Regions from separate parts of the Homo sapiens genome. Here region 1 is linked to region 2. The links are chromatin contacts, found by Hi-C or POLR2A ChIA-PET in ENCODE. All regions are on one chromosome and are shown on one strand. The core of a region is the stretch at or near the end of the contact, and the rest is flanking DNA. Distances in the headings are between cores, read along the strand shown. Region 1 overlaps LINC02492 (long intergenic non-protein coding RNA 2492). Region 2 overlaps LOC339975 (a long non-coding RNA gene).

Region 1 (4,710 bases), core at 1,637-4,136, 110 kb after region 2:
TGGCTTCTGCCACTTTTTGGAGGGAAACATCAGAAAAAAGGGCAAAGTAGAGTTTTCTCTCCTTGGCTTTCTTTGGTTATTAAGAGCTCCCCACCCTCTCTCTAGTATTTGTGATGCTGCTTCTGTCCCTCTACTTAATCCTATTGAAGCTCACATCACACTCTAGCCTGGCATCATTTTTGTGAGTCTTAGAGATAAAAATGGTACTGGAGTATTACTTAATAAAATCCACCCACTTTTCTAAATACAAACAAAACAAACTGACAAATGAATAGAACAATTACTTAGCAACCAATGGGTGGAGGATGACCTCCTGACAAAGGGTGGGTACCAACAGTATTTAACCTGCAGCATATACTTAGCAGAAAACATCAGAAGCCTGCTTGTTAAATATCCCAGCAACAAGACACAAATACTCCCTATCACTGGTACTATTCAAAACTGTAGAGAAAGTCCTGCCAAAAATATACAAGCTAAACGTGAGTGATAGGATTACTGGAAACAACGAAAAAAGAAATTCTACCTAGAAAAGCCAAAAAAAAATCAACTGACAAACTGGTAAGTCACTTTAGCCAGCTCAAAATATAAAATAAAAGCAGGACAAAATCAGTAACATCAGCACTAGGCTACTTGAAAATATAACTTAAAATGTTCAATTACACTAGCAACACACTTATCTACATAGGAAGATACCTAATTAGAAAAGGGTGAGTCCTGTATGAAAAAAACATAAAATTGAATTTAAGAACATAAAAGAAAGTGAAAACAGACCTACATCCTACGCCAGGTTAAGAGAGTTCCATATAATAGAAAAGTTTTTAATTCCTAAATTAATAAATTCTGTTCAATTTTTAAAGATAAGCATGTTTCCAAGAAACACTACCATTCAAAGCTTCATCTGGAAGAGTGAATTTAAAAACATAGACAAAGGAATTTTTTTTTTTTGAGATGGAGTCTCGCACTGTCGCCCAGGCTGGAGTGCAGTTGCGCCATCTCGGCTCACTGCAACCCCTGCCCCCTGGGTTCAAACAATTCTCCTGCCTCAGCCTCCCAAGTAGCTGGGATTACAGGCACCCGCCACCTTGCCCAGCTAATTTTTTGTGTTTTTAGTAGAGATGGGGTTTCATTATGTTGGTCAGGCTGGTCTTGAACTCCTGACCTCATGTGATCCACCCACCTCGGCCTCCCAAAGTGCTGGGATTACAGGTGTGAGCCACCACACCTGGCCAACAAAGGAATTTTTTAAAAAGAACAAGACTGTGAGGTGAAGCTAAAGAACTAGCCCTTAACAACATAAAAACATACCATAAAGTTGTAATAATTCAGTTAATCTCCATTACTGTTTTAAGTGAGGATTTGGCATAAGAAAGGAAAAAATCAATCTGTGAAACAGAATAGGAAATATAGAAACTGACCCATGTGTATAACTCATGTGCAGAATGATAAAGGTAAATCATTCAAAATTGTAGGAAAAGGATGGATAGGAAAATACAATAAAAATAGAATTTGAAAACCTATTTATCCATTTGTGGGGTAAAAATAACTTTACAGCTCACATGTCATATATTCCAGATTCAGTAAAACCATAATATTATTGTAAAAAATAGAATAATTTTCAGAATATGGAAGGCCTTGTAAGTAATAACTGGGAAAAAAACAATAATGGGAAAGACAGACAAGTTTGGCTACATAGAATGTAAATTTTTGTATAATAATAATAATAAAAGTAATATAAATAGAAGTCAAGAGACAGACTGGGAGAAACTCTTCCACTTAGAAAACATACAAAGACAATACCACACATTGGTGAAGAAAGGATGTAGACTGCGTTTGTCTGACTGTCTGACTTTGTGCCCAGCTCTGCCACCAACTGTGACCTTGGGCAAGGTCATTGTCATCAATTTGTTTAATATAGTTGCTGCTTTGGCATCCATTCCTAAGCCAGACATTTTATATATATATATATATATATATATATATATATATATATATATATATATTCCCCCCCAGACGGAGTTTCGCTTATGTCGACCAGGCTGGAGTAGGAGTACAATGGGGCAATCTTGGCTCACCGCAACCTCTGCCTCCTAGATTCAGGCGATTCTCCTGCCTCAGCCTCCCGAGTAGCTGGGATTACAGGCGTGCGCCACCACACCTAATTTTGGGATTTTTTTTTTTTTAAGTAGAGACGGAGTTTTATCATGTTGGTCAGGCTGGTCTTGAACTCCTGACCTCAGGGGATCCACCCACCCTGGCCTCCCAAAGTGCTGGGATTACAGGCGTGAGCCACCTTGCTCAGCCGTTAATATATTTTTTGAAGCTCAGCCGCACCCCATCACCTTTGTCCTAGTTAAACCTCCCCTCGCGTGTGAGTAGTTGTGATACAGCCTGCTTCTTCCTCATCTCACTGACCTGAAACCCAGCACACCCCACGGCTGCTGGTGGTGGTGAAGCCTCCTGGTCAGCACCAGAAACTATAACAAAGTTCCTCGCTTTGCCGTGGTTTCTTTACAGTCGCCCATCCACACCTGCACAGGGAAGGCCTAGGGGAAAACACCCATGGACCCCAATAAAGGCACAGCCCCCAAGTCCTCCCTCTCTCAGTCAGCCGCACCTTCTGCTTGAGCCTGTGTCCCTGACAGCCCTGACTGCTCCCCGCTTCCTGCTGGCCCCGTAAGGTCTGCTGCCCTCCCGCCGCGGGGTCTGTGAGTAATAAAACTGCTCTGTTCTGGATTTCGCTGTACTGCCTCCACTGTGTCTCACCTGGCCGACTCACCTGAACCCAGCTTCTTTCTCCGTCAAGACTCTCCTAGAGATCGGCCATCCTGGTAGGAATAAACTGCACACAGGTCAGGCAAGAGCCACAGGGTGTCTGCCAGTATCAACAAGCTTCTTGTGGAAGGGAGGCCTGGTCACAGGTTGGACATTTAGGCAGTAGGCTGTCTGCCAGAATGAAGTCGTTAGTAAAAGGCACACTGTCAACATCCGTGACCAAATGCCCAGGAATCTCATCAGGGCAGGGCTAAAGTTTGTAGCCACTCTGCTGAGAGAGACCTCCAGACGAAATGAGAAGCTACGTGCGCGCACACACACACACACACACACACACACACCCCAGTCTTTCAGCTCTCTGTGTCTCAATTCCCTTATTTGTAAAATGGGGACAGATGTGCCGGCTCACTGTACTGAAAGAATGAAATGCAGTCATCTATAAAAAGTGCTTAGAGCAGTACCAGGACTCAATTACCATTGGGTGTTATTATTATTATATACAACCAAAAACATCTAGAATATTTGACTATGCGAAAAACTCCTAAAATTAGTTTTAGAAGTATAAACAATACAATTTACAAATGAGCAAAAAATAAAGACAGGCAACTCACAAAAGAAACATGAATAGCCAATAAATAGAAACCAAAAATTTTCAACCACAATGATAATCAAAGAAATGCAAATTAAAATATCAGTAAGATGCCAACCTGCATGCATCAGGTTAGAAAACGTATGGGATAACTATGGCGATGGATACGACAACACCATAGTCAGACAGCCTGTTGACAGGCAGGCAGTCATTCCTACCAGTGTTGGTGAATACAAACCCATGCATTCTTTTGGGGGGTGAATTTGGTAGAATATTATAAAATGTAAAATGTAAACACTCTTTCATCTAACAGCTCCAATCCTTGAGTCTGCACTAGAGAAATACTCTAAACAGGTATTGTTCATCACTGAGAAGGTAGGACAGCCTCTAAATGCCCTACTTACAATACTGTAAGATAATTAGTAGTTCATGGTTCAATGCAACGATGCATATCTGTACATATTGCCAAGAAATTTTCAGTCATACTGTTGTTATTTTTTAAATTGAAGAACAATATATAAAAACTGGTCCCATATATATTTTAAAGCCCACAATAAAAAATAGTATATAATATAGAATTTACACATATAAACATATGTGGCATATAAAACATATTTATAGAACATATGTAAAATCATATGTATCATATGTAAATGAAGAGCAACAGTGATCAATTCTAAGGGGAAGGCATATGGGTAGGGGATTGGAGGAACAGAGATTTATCAAGGTTGAATTTTGTTTGCTGTGTATTGACTGAATTATTTACAATAAGGATGCATTCACTTACGGATTGTGAAATTTTAAAATTAAAAAAAAAGACCTGACATATAGGTAATATTCAGTAAATAATTGCTGTTATTGTAGATGTGAATGTAATTATTAATCTTGAAATTATGTATTAGTCTCTTGCTCTTTTTTTTTTGAGATGGAGTTTTGCTCTTGTTGCCCAGGCTGGAGTGCAATAGCATGATCTCGGCTCACTGCAACCCTCGCCTCTCGAGTTCAAGTGATTCTCCTGCCTCAGCCTCCCAAGTAGCTGAGATTACAGGTGCACACCACCATATCCAGCTAATTTTTGTATTTTTAGTAGAGACGGGGTTTCACCATGTTGGTCAGGCTGGTCTCGAACTCCTGACCTCATGTGATCCACCCGCCTCGACCTCCCAAAATGCTGGGATTACAGGCATGAACCACCACGCCCAGCCATCTCTTGATCTTAAGGCACCAAGAGTCTGCTTTTCTGACAACCAGAATGCCACTGTACTATTATTTTTTTTTAAGCTGAAGTCTTCAAACCAGTTTCATACAACCAAAGCAAAGAGGAAGCCTACAGAGTTTCATAAAGTGAC
Region 2 (4,691 bases), core at 1,817-4,316:
GGGCAATCCCCTTACTTCCTCCTGTTAACTCCTGGGCAAAAATTACTTCTGCGAGAGTTTTAGAATTCAGATAGGGTCTGAAGAGCAAGCTCTGTCGTTTATCTTACCTAACAAAATTGTCAGCAAGAGAGAAGTGCAACCTTTTCTTGATACAGCTCTCTCATTTGGATTGTAAAATCTTATGTTGAGGGAGTGATGAATGGGGGAGAAAGAAACATAACTTCTTTCAGATGTAAAGAATGCTGACTGCTTCAAAAACATTGCTTTACCTGATTTTCTTGGCAAATGCGATTTGAAAGCAAAGCAAGGAGTAGAAAATATGCAGGTGTCACTTTGGTAGTCACTTTTGTAGGCAGAGCCATCGTGATTATGTGGTGATACCAAGTACAGGACTCTGATCAGCTGCAGGTAGCACGAAAGCCTCACCTGGATATAAAATTCCCCAGCAAGGGTGGTGAGTGTCCCGGGGACATTTCATAAAAGGAAGATACATGTGTTTCTTTGCTTATTGCTTGTTAGTAAGTGTTGCAAGGTGAGAGGAGTTAGACTCTGGCCCTTTTGAGCTGTGGGCCACTGGTAAATGGCTGATGCCCTCTGAGCTCCCTTTTGTCTAAATAAGATATACAATAAAATCTATGCTCAATGGGAAAAGGTATGCTAAGCCACCACTCCATTACTCGGTATCTGGTAATGGGAAGCTATGATTACTATTTCATAAGCTCTTTTCTTCACATGCTAAATAACACCAGCACACACTGAAAGTACACAGACCGCTCTTTTATTTAGAGAAGCTCAAAATTCTTTGTATAATTAATCGTATCTTTCTAGGAACGATCAAATAAACATGACATTCTCGGTTGTTTCCATAGTCATTTTTTTAAATCTTCTACCAGCTAAGTACGTCAATAATTTACCGTCATTTTACTTCAGATTCATTCATTTATTCAACAAATATTTATTGAGCACGTGCCAATGGAGCACGTGCTAGTGCCAGGCCCTGTTCACAGTCAGGAAACCCAAGCCCATGCTTTTGCGGAGCTTATGTTCTGCTGCATGTGGACATGGGGATGGAGGGAGTCTAACAGTCTACGAGTAGGAAATACGTAGTAAGTCTCACAGCGGTAAGAGCCATGGGAAACAGGGCAGGGCAAGGATAGAGCAAGCACAGAGGCAGGGCTGGGACTGTTTATACAGGGTGGTCAGGAAAGGCCTCTCCAGCAAGGTGCTAAATGCAATTCAAGCAGAGACGACGTAAAGGAAGCTTAATTATTTTAAGAACATTATAAGCTACCTTGCAGGGCTGGAGATAAGGGAACGTTTCAACTTGCAATCTGGCGTCTGGTGTCAAAAGCTGGCCTGAAAACATCAGCCATTTCTGTGCTTTTCTCTGTTTCTCAGGCCCCGGCTTCACTGTGTGCCAACAGCCAACAGCACACAGCCCTTCGGGGCTGAAACTCTGCACTGTCTGTGAGTCATGGTGGATAGAATTCCAAGGGTCTATATTTGTCTTGGGTAAAATAAACTGTCTTTTCTAAATATATGCCTTACCACTTCCCATTAGCCAAATTCCCCAACACATATTTCTGCTGGGAAAGCTGAACGCAAACTATTTTGCTCATGTACAGTGCAGCCAGCTTCCCTGTGGCTCTCAGAGGAGACACAAAGCTAAGAATCGAAAACGAACATATCTGATGACAGAACAAAGGTTTAAAAGACCTTGCTATGCTGGAATTATAACAAAATCAACATCATGAAATTAGGAAAGATATGGAGAGGGTGCAGCATTTAGATTTTCGAATGGCACAGGTCTGGAATGAATCCTTAATGAATATCAAGTTGTCTGAAATAAGCAGAGATCTTCCATTGTGTAAAAACCTAATATGTCAGTTACTTGGTGATCATATCTTGCTCTACCTCAATTACAGTGCTGAGACAATATCACAATTTATTGAGAGAGTATTTTTATTTTGTTAGGTTGTAGGCTTCTTGAAGTAAAGACTGTCTTACCTTTGTATCCAAGAACAATTCCTAGCTAAGAATATTTCGATCCATTTATTCATTGAATATAGTAAAAACATCTTATTTTGATAAAGAAGTATATTATACACATAAGATGAGACATGTCTGCAATGCTTAGGTACACTTGCAGTATTGTGTCCACATTTGGTTACATATTGAAGTGTGTGCTTTGGAATATGGCCAGAGAGAGCTGAAGGCTTTAAACGAATATCACATAAGAAATTATTGCATGAAATGAAGTGTTTCTAATCTAATGGAAAAGAAGCTTTTGGCAGAAATGATAGCTGTCTTCAAATACATGAAAAGTTTTCACACGGAAAAACAAGTTGATGTGTTCTGCGTAGCTCTGGAAAAACGACCAGGGCCAACGGATTGAAGGCAGATTTCATCTCAGCCTGAATAATCCAAAATTAAATGAGCTGCCTCCAGAATAAGGAGATGCTTCCCTCTCCAGTGATGAGACTCCCATTTCTGGAAGTGTTCAGGTAGAATCTGGACTGGCATCTCTCCGGAAGTCCTGCCTTAGGTGGGATGCTAGAATTAAGGGGCCCTAATGCTCTCCCTAACTGTGATGAGCTAATTATAACATTACTCAGGTAAGCAATTCCTTCAGAAACAATTACATCTTACAGAGAAGAGTTATCACTTTTCAGGCCATTATTTTTAGATTTTTTTCCTTGCAAACTTCGTTTATTTTTGACCTAACCATACCATTCCACTGAGCAATATTCATGCTTGGGGTTTTGATGCTGATTTTAGACAATGTGGTTGTAAACTGCATGCATTTCTAGGTGGTACTAGAGGCTAGTATGTCACCCTGCTCAAAATTTCCCAAGACACTTGGTGTCACATTGCTATCCTCAGCATGCCAAGAGACGGGTTCTGTGAATTCATGCACTGTCTAAAGCTTCTTTGTCACAGATTATAACCTCTAATAAGAGAATAGTGTCTTTTTGGCACTTGTGAGTACCTTGTTGCTCAAGAGTAGATTACCCATTCATTTGTTCAACAAATGATTCACTTAATAACATTTATTGAGCTCAAGTGCATGTGTTCTAAGGATACAATGCCAAGATGTCCCTGCCTCCAGCAATTTCCAGCTTAGTAGGGAAAACAGACCTAAGTCCAGACCTTTAGGACACACTGTAACATCCGCTGTAACAGTGTTTACACAAGACCGAACACTAGCAAAAAGAACAGAGCTGCAGATTCTGGGTAGATTCAAAACAATGCCATGGAGGAAACCTTGAAATGAGTCTCAAAAGATAAGTCAGGTATTTTTTCGTGTACACAAGGTCATTTCAGCAAAGAGAGAAAGTGATATTGTCATGGAGAAGTATTAGCATAGAATTTGCATTGGCTGTTCAGGCAACACTAAGTAGCCTCATGGGTCAGTTGTGAAGCTTGGGTGGTAATCTGCGGAAATATTGTCGAGAAGGAAGCAGGGAATGAATCATACAGTGGATAGACTGAAAGTAACAATACGAGGCAGGAAAACTACTCTGCAGATTATTTCAACTGTCCACATGAGGTAATGACCTAATGCATCGGAAGTGGGTTTTAAAAGGAGCAGAGAGAGTAAAGGATATATGTTTAAAAGGTAAAATTGGGAGGCCAAGGTGGGTGGATCACGAGGTCAGGAAATCGAGACCATCCTGGCTAAGACCATCCTGGCTAACACGGTGAAACCTCGTCTCTACTAAAAATACAAAAAATTAGCCGGGCGTCGTGGTCGGCGCCTGTAGTCTCAGCTACTCGGGAGGCTGAGGCAGGAGAATGGCGTGAACCCGGGAGGCAGAGCTTGCAGAGAGCCGAGATCGCGCCACCGCACTCCAGCCTGGGCGACAGAGCGAGACTCCGTCTCAAAAAATACATAAAAAAAAATTTTTTTAATTAAAAAATTGAAAGGTAAAATTCACAGGACGCATTGAGAAACTACCAGGTGCTATACTAGCATTGAACAAGTAAAGGTGAATATGCACAACACTTCCTCAAGCAATGAAGATGTTCTTGGTGGAGACAACAAGGCTTCGGCACCAGAGAGTGCTCCGTTCAAATCTCTGCTTTTCCATTTGGAAAATCTTTGTTTCAGTTTCCTTAATCTGCTGCATTGAGACTCTTTCCTCACTTTCTCTGTCTGGAAAATCACATGCCCCTGTCATGGTTACGTCTTCAGTGGACCCTTTCCTCCAAAAGCCTCTTCCCTCAAAAGAAAAGTCCTGCCTATTAAGGCAAATTAATATGGAGGCTAGGCCTGAACAACCCTTGAGCAGACATAGCCAGTGAGGCCTCATCAGTGACCCTAACCCTGCTTGATCGGCAAACAGAAGTGAAAGTTAACTTGAGCTATTTCTTGTAAACGCCTATATTAAATAAAAACGGAATTCAAGCCCAATCAATATGAAGCAGCCAACTAACTTATAATTATAGAAGCAGGGACTTTCCAATAAAATAGACCACATAAGGAAAACTGTATAACTGCAAACAATCAATTTTTTTTCCTTTATTCTGTGCTCATCCTAACCCAGTTGTGGTTTGGAGCTTCCTGATTCATTAATTGCTGTTTGCTCAAATAAATTCTCCAAAATGTTCTTGTGTGCTGTTTACTTTTTTTTTTTTCTTTTCTTTTTTTTTTTTTTTTTTTTTTTTTTTGAGACGGAGTTTCACTCTTG

The links. A loop is a pair of places that touch in the nucleus more often than their neighbours do. ChIA-PET counts read pairs that join two places held with the same protein, here RNA polymerase II (POLR2A). Pooled maps may share reads with other maps.
Region 1: a map of PC-3 shows a loop between it and region 2 (4-fold over the local background). The contact joins two enhancer-like sites. A Hi-C loop is called at or near these places in 1 of 168 maps with a recorded cell type or tissue (PC-3) and 2 of 50 pooled maps. POLR2A ChIA-PET finds 5 or more read pairs at or near these places in 3 of 52 experiments (BJ, PC-3 and naive thymus-derived CD4-positive, alpha-beta T cell).

What each region holds. Positions count from the first base shown.
Region 1 is chr4:187,584,070-187,588,779 of GRCh38, forward strand. All of the region lies in intron 2 of LINC02492 (long intergenic non-protein coding RNA 2492), which reads right to left. The region is part of intron 2 of LOC105377604 (a long non-coding RNA gene); the gene reads right to left. Among named protein-coding and RNA genes, the nearest start is that of LINC02492, 86 kb to the right of the region's middle. Within about 2 kb of position 2,887, at least 3 of the 41 ENCODE cell types and tissues checked have a DNase peak (open chromatin) inside an H3K27ac peak, as active enhancers do; they include PC-3, where a contact is called at or near this core.
Region 2 is chr4:187,477,510-187,482,200 of GRCh38, forward strand. All of the region lies in intron 1 of LOC339975 (a long non-coding RNA gene), which reads right to left. Among named protein-coding and RNA genes, the nearest start is that of LINC02515, 71 kb to the left of the region's middle. Within about 2 kb of position 3,067, at least 2 of the 41 ENCODE cell types and tissues checked have a DNase peak (open chromatin) inside an H3K27ac peak, as active enhancers do; they include PC-3, where a contact is called at or near this core.